2 separate regions of the Homo sapiens genome follow, and region 1 is linked to region 2. The links are chromatin loops, found by intact Hi-C in ENCODE. Cell type or tissue: endothelial cell of umbilical vein. All regions are shown on one strand. Each heading gives the region's core, and the rest is flanking DNA. Links, peaks and the distances in the headings are about the cores only. Region 1 overlaps PKN2 (protein kinase N2). Region 2 overlaps PKN2-AS1 (PKN2 antisense RNA 1).

What was found. Hi-C counts contacts between places; a loop is a spot of excess contacts. Peaks named below come from ENCODE experiments on the same cell type or tissue, not always from the same donor. Only the 100,000 strongest peaks of a DNase experiment are listed, where the experiment ranks them.
Region 1: a loop joins it to region 2, with 4 times the contacts of the local background. A loop is called at or near these places in 10 of 110 quality-filtered maps.

The regions. Positions count from the first base shown.
Region 1 is chr1:88,799,471-88,802,394 of GRCh38, reverse strand. The region is part of intron 8 of PKN2 (protein kinase N2); the gene reads right to left. It overlaps LOC124904214 (a long non-coding RNA gene), which reads right to left. Exons shown (of 2, transcript XR_007066211.1): 2 at 1-2,924. Among named protein-coding and RNA genes, the nearest start is that of GTF2B, 91 kb to the left of the region's middle. RefSeq lists enhancers at 263-372, 1-680. In endothelial cell of umbilical vein, for the core only: a CTCF peak has its summit at 1,794; no DNase peak of the experiment used is centred there; H3K27ac peaks cover 506 bases.
Region 2 is chr1:88,654,299-88,657,222 of GRCh38, reverse strand. All of the region lies in intron 1 of PKN2-AS1 (PKN2 antisense RNA 1), which reads left to right. Among named protein-coding and RNA genes, the nearest start is that of PKN2, 29 kb to the left of the region's middle. In endothelial cell of umbilical vein, for the core only: a CTCF peak has its summit at 1,333 (motif pointing left); a DNase peak (open chromatin) is centred at 1,332.

The DNA.
Region 1 (2,924 bases), core at 272-2,771, 150 kb before region 2:
AAGATCATGCCACTACACTCCAGCCTGGGCAACAGAGCGAGACCCTGTCTCAAAAAAAAAAAAAAATTAAAATTTATAAAGTATGTTACAGATCTGAGATTTGGGATAAGTCACCTCACAGACCTTAAGCTAGCTTTCCTAGAATTCTATACTCTACATTAAAGTTTTATGTAGAAAGTAGAAAAGTTCCTCTTCAAAGCTCATCTTGATTTAAAAATAAAATAAAAGACACTAGGAATAATAGCTCCTTACTCTAAAGCCTCCTATCAACTATCAGTTCTTACGCTTTAGCCCAGTTAGTTGCTTTGGCTTACTCAAGCATGTCTGGACAGGCCCAGGCAAGTCTTAGCTCACAGCTTATGCCCCTTCCTTATTTGGAAATGTTGTTGCTTCCTTAAACCTTTCATAAGCAACTTCCTCTTCCTCTTTGTTCTCCTTTGCATTTACCTATTTAGGAAAGTTTTAGGTTATTAGCAAATCAGTAATCAGTTTAAGACTGTGAGGTCCAGCTCCAGCCAATGGATGCAGGACACAGCAGTAAGGACAACCCAAATGCATAAGGGATATATATGTCTGCTTTTCCTTTGTTCAGGTGTGCTCTCGCGATTGTTCCATTTGCGAGGGGCACGCTTTCTGCAGAAAGTAAAGATTGCCTTGCTGAGAGATCCTTTGTCTCCGTGCTGACTTTTCTTCACGGCACCGATTATCTGTTTCTAACATTTTACATATAAAGCTCTTCATTTTTTGTTACTTTGCACTGTTCCCAGTGAGCGTTACTTTCTTCACAACATAAGTGGGAGGGTGGGGCTGTGATCTAGAGATATTTTATGTTAGTACTCCACCACTTGTGTTCAATCCCACTTTAAATCCTAACATCCAGCATGGTTTGAATAAGTAAAACAGTCACATGGTATCTGAAAAACAAGGTACCATACAGATAGACTGAAGCTTCTGCATAAGAAGATGTCACTAATGTTTACCATTTATTTTTTATTATTTTTTGTTTTTTGAGATGGGGTTTCACTCTTATTGCCCAGGCTGGAGTGCAATGGTGCAATCTCAGCTCACTGCAACCTCTGCCTCCCAGGTTCAAGTGATTCTCCTGCCTCAGCCTCCTGAGTAGCTGAGATTACAGGCACCCACCACCACACATGGCTAATTTTTGTATTTTTAATAGAGATGGGGTTTTGCCATGTTGGCTAGGCTGGTCTCGAACTCCTGACCTCAGGTGATCCACCCGTCTTGGCTCCCCCAAAGTGCTGAGATTACAGTCGTGAGCCACTGTGCCTGGCCCAATGTTTAGAATTTAAAATGCAAGTGTGATTGCTGGTACGCCGGCAATTTTCTAGATGAAGCAGGTCAGTTACACAAGGCAAGGGCATGCTGTTAGATAATTTCAAACTCTAGGAGCAACGATATTCTAGACGGAGTAAAACTACCACCAAAAAAAGCTGAGCAGTACAAGTTGAGATAGGTACTGTCCCAACTTGTGTTTCAGTTTGTCTTATTATGAATTGAATCTAGAATCAAAGAGAAAACTGCTTGGTAGACTTAAAGAATCTGCATGTCTTATCTGAAGTCTAAGATCTGAAAGTAAACAAAAAAGGTAAGAGACACTGCATCAGCCTTATGTGTGGTAGAAAGCAACAAATTAAAACATGTATTGCAATTGAAAAAAGAACAGTACACATCTATCATAAAAGAATTAGCACAAAGAATGCTGAGGTTCTCGAAGTGTTCACTGAGGAGCCCTGGGGTGCCAGAGAGTATTTTCACTTTTCATAGGGAACACAGCGACATCTATGGGACACTGTGAGAACTACTAGCGAAAGGTAGTTCATAGTTTCAACATTAGAATATTCCATATTCCTTCTGGTGATGTCATAAACCCATCTTTGCTAAGGTGGGTTTTCAACAATAAAAAGCAACTTCCTATGAAGAATCACTGTGGAAGAAGACATGAGAGTGCAGTTATCCTTATGATCCCAAGATGTGGGAAGTTATATAGTGTACAACAGGCAGACATGTCCCATTAGTTAATTGTAATCATGTACTAATGGAATAAAAATATTACGTTTTCTCTCAGTATTTGTATTTTTCAAAAACTCCTGTTTTAAGACTTAAAATACTAACTAGTAAGCACTTCTTAATAAATGGAACTGTTGGGTATTTCTTTAGGTCTAGGGACACACTGCAGAAACATTACAAGGACACTGAGGACACTGAATTGAGAAAGTCTGGAAACTTTGATAGAAGTGGAGAGCTGGGCTCCACTGCTGAAATGAAAAGGGCAAAAGAAGAAAATGAGAACCAGGCTCCACCGCCAAAAAGAAAAGAAAGGTCAAAAAAGCTTTCTGTTGCCACTAAAAAACAGAATAAACTCAATACCTGGAAAATTCAAGAGCTGAGGAAAGATGAGATTTCTGCAAACGTGTACACGAGCGATGATATTGGTCTTCAATGTGCCTCTGAGGACAACATAGGCTTTGGAAATTTATCAGTGAGGGTCCTAGCAGCATGCAGATAGTACACTGAAAGAGTTTAACTAAAGAGAGTTTTTTAAATTGGCTACTTATGGAGATGTGATTAAAGTTAAACCAACAAGGAATGAAAAGAATCTGAGGACAAGCAACAGTAGAAATCCATTATCACTCTTAGCCTGAAGGGGCAAGAGGAACTTAAATCATTGCCAGAATCTGATTTAGACTAAATCTTAAAAAAGGAACTACCCGACAGGAGTTGGTGGCCATAGATGAATGCTGTTGTGAAAAGCAAGGCAAGGCAAGGAAGGAGAAAGGGAAATACACACTGCGACTTTCCTTTCCTCCTAGCTCTTGGATCTCTTAACAGTGTCTCTCATTGTAAGTCAGAGCCAAGTAATTCAAGTGAACTTTGTAGTCATCAGCCCAAAAACAGGGTAGGAC
Region 2 (2,924 bases), core at 290-2,789:
GCGCGATCTCTGCTCACTGCAAGCTCCGCCTTCCGGGTTCACGCCATTCTCCTGCCTCAACCTCCCGAGTAGCTGGGACTACAGGCGTGCCCGCCACCACGCCCGGCTAATTTTGTTTTTGTATTTTTAGTAGAGACGGAGTTTCACCGTGTTAGCTAGGATGGTCTCGATCTCCTGACCTCGTGATCCACCCGCCTTGGCCTCCCAAAGTACTGGGATTACAGGCGTGAGCTACTGCACCCGGCCTAGACAAATAATTTTAATGTTATACAAAGTCGTATTTAATTTAAGTCTTTATAATAGTGACAAAAACATGAAAATGGCTTGGCCTGAAATACGAGTATATAACTTGCAAGTAGCAAGTGATGCCCAGAATAAATTTTAAATAATATTCTGTGTAGTTCTCATGTTGATTTCTAATGTTCTAAGTACAGCAACTGGTGCCAACTTTAGTCAATAGAGGATAAAGGAAACATCTCTGTCCTTGTTCAGTTTAGATTCTTTTCTTTCATCATCCTGATTTTCACAAGCTTCAGCAGTTATTAATTCTAGCTATCCTTCCTCCTTGTTGGTCCACAGCAGACCTATGCAAGGCTGCAAATTTCAGGGCATGATCAGCCTTGAACTAATTCTGAGACAATATCTTTTCTCTCTGTGATGAAAGTGACTGGAGATTATGAGGCTCAGCACATAGAAGTCTCTCAATAAATACTTATTAAATGAATGAATGATTGCTTTGGTTTTAGTGAAAGAGAATAATACACGTGGTCTATAAAAACTCTCTGAATTGCACAGGAATCACTAAGCCTAAACTGTTGTGTTTCTTGTGTCACACTATTAAACATCATCCTGAGTCTTTCAGCCAGGACTTGTATTGTTTGGTGCATGCACGGAATCATATATGCACGAGGCTATATATTCACAAATTGTGTAATACTTGTTTTGGTAGGTAAGAGGTCTTTTTGCTTGGTTTACCTGGATGGGTAACATTGTGGGATAGTGGATTGCAGATAGGAAAACAGTGAATATCATTGTTAAACATGTTAAAATTCATTTAAGTTAAAATTTTTTATTTTGCTTTAATTCCATTGCCTATGGTCAATCTTTTTTAGGTTCCTTTTGTCTCAGAAAACTTTGTTTACAAGCATTCAATGCACTAATAGTAGCATTGTTTTTATTACATTTTCTGTATTAGAGATTATAATATGCTTCTAAACACCTGATAAAGAATAAGAAAAGGGAGCAGTTAAATAAGTGACCTAAAATCAGGACTAAATTAAAAACAAGCTTAAAGGTTTGCTGTGAACAAAAAAAATTTAAAATTTAGTTGCTCCACCTAGTGGTGAACCGTTATATGACTTTAGTGAAGAGATTTTAGTTTTTCACGTTGAAGATTCTATTCAAATTTTGTTCTGGTAGGTAGAAAAAAGTATTTAATGGACTTACTATCTTATTGTGCCATTTAAAATAACAAAATTTACACAACATGGAAAGAAAACCACTACTTAATGAATCTAAATAAACGTGAAGACACATCTGTAACCAACTCAAATTTCATATTATGTCTTTCTCAATCAGCCTAGGAATTAGCATCAACATTTATACCTGTAGCTATACCCAACCTAAAATTATATATCACCCTGAAAGTTTAGGCCTGGCCCGAGTTAATAGGAGATAAATGTTAATAGGGAGATCAACCCCTCTGCAGTTAAGATCATGGGTTTTTTGATTCAGGCCTTAATAAGGCCTGAGAAATGTTCTAAGTTGTATAAAAATATCAACCTAGCCAAAAGATATTTAGAAATCAAGATTACATGTTTACCTGAATGTAATACATTGCCGTGGTTAACAATGGGCTCTAAGCCAGGCTACTTGAGTTCAAATTCTGCAAAGTGTTTATTAGCTGTATGACCTTTGTGCCTTGGTTTCTTCATTTATGAAATGAAAATACTATCTCTCTCACAGAGTTATAAAGTTAAATGAGATACTGCCTGGAAAGCACTTGGAATTGCACCTGACACAGAATAAGTACTCCCATAAAAAATTTTTTAGTATCATTATTGACTTCATTTTCTGTATTTGTGATTTTTTTTTTTTGGTGTTTAATTGAACTCTGCCAAGTACTCAGATAGTTTGGCAAGACATTGGGAATCTCCTGCTTCTCTGACTCAGTGAAGTGTTCCCACCCTGGGAGGGACAACAATCCAAATCCCATTCTACCACATTATTTTTTTTACATATTATTATAACTATTTTATTATTTTAGAGATGGAGACTCCCTGTGTTGCCCAGGCTGGACTCAATCAAACTTCTGGGCTCACACAATCTTCCCATCTCAGCCTCCCGAGTAGCTGGGACTACAGGCACCTGCCACCATGCCCGACTTAAACATTATTGATATGGTCAGTCATTCACTTTCCAAATTCAGCTCTCTTTCTCAGAATTTCAGCACTCACTGGAAAGGAGAAATAGTGTGCTTGCTCCTGGGCATGCCCCAATGTCTGTTTATTTCCTCCTCAGCACTTCAAAACCATGATTTGATTTTAGTCTTTTCTGACAGCAAAGCAAAAGTTTGATCAGAAAACATGGAAGGACAGATTCCATTAGTCTACTTGTATACATATTCTAGGAAAACAGCATGCTGGGTTGAGCATGTTAGACTACATTTTTTGGAAGGGTGTCAGCCATGAAAATACCTTTTTTTCCAGGATCTAATTGCAGATTACCTTAAACATATCAGAAAGCTTAAAAACATTGACCGTGGAGCCAGAATTCCCAGTTTTAAAGCTTATCTCTACCAATTTGTTAGTTGAATAACTTTGGGCAAATTATTGACTTCCGTGAGCCAGTTTTTATACATTTGTAAAAGCGAAATAAAAGAAGCTATCTTAAAAGTTGTTCTGCAAAGTATATGAACTAATATG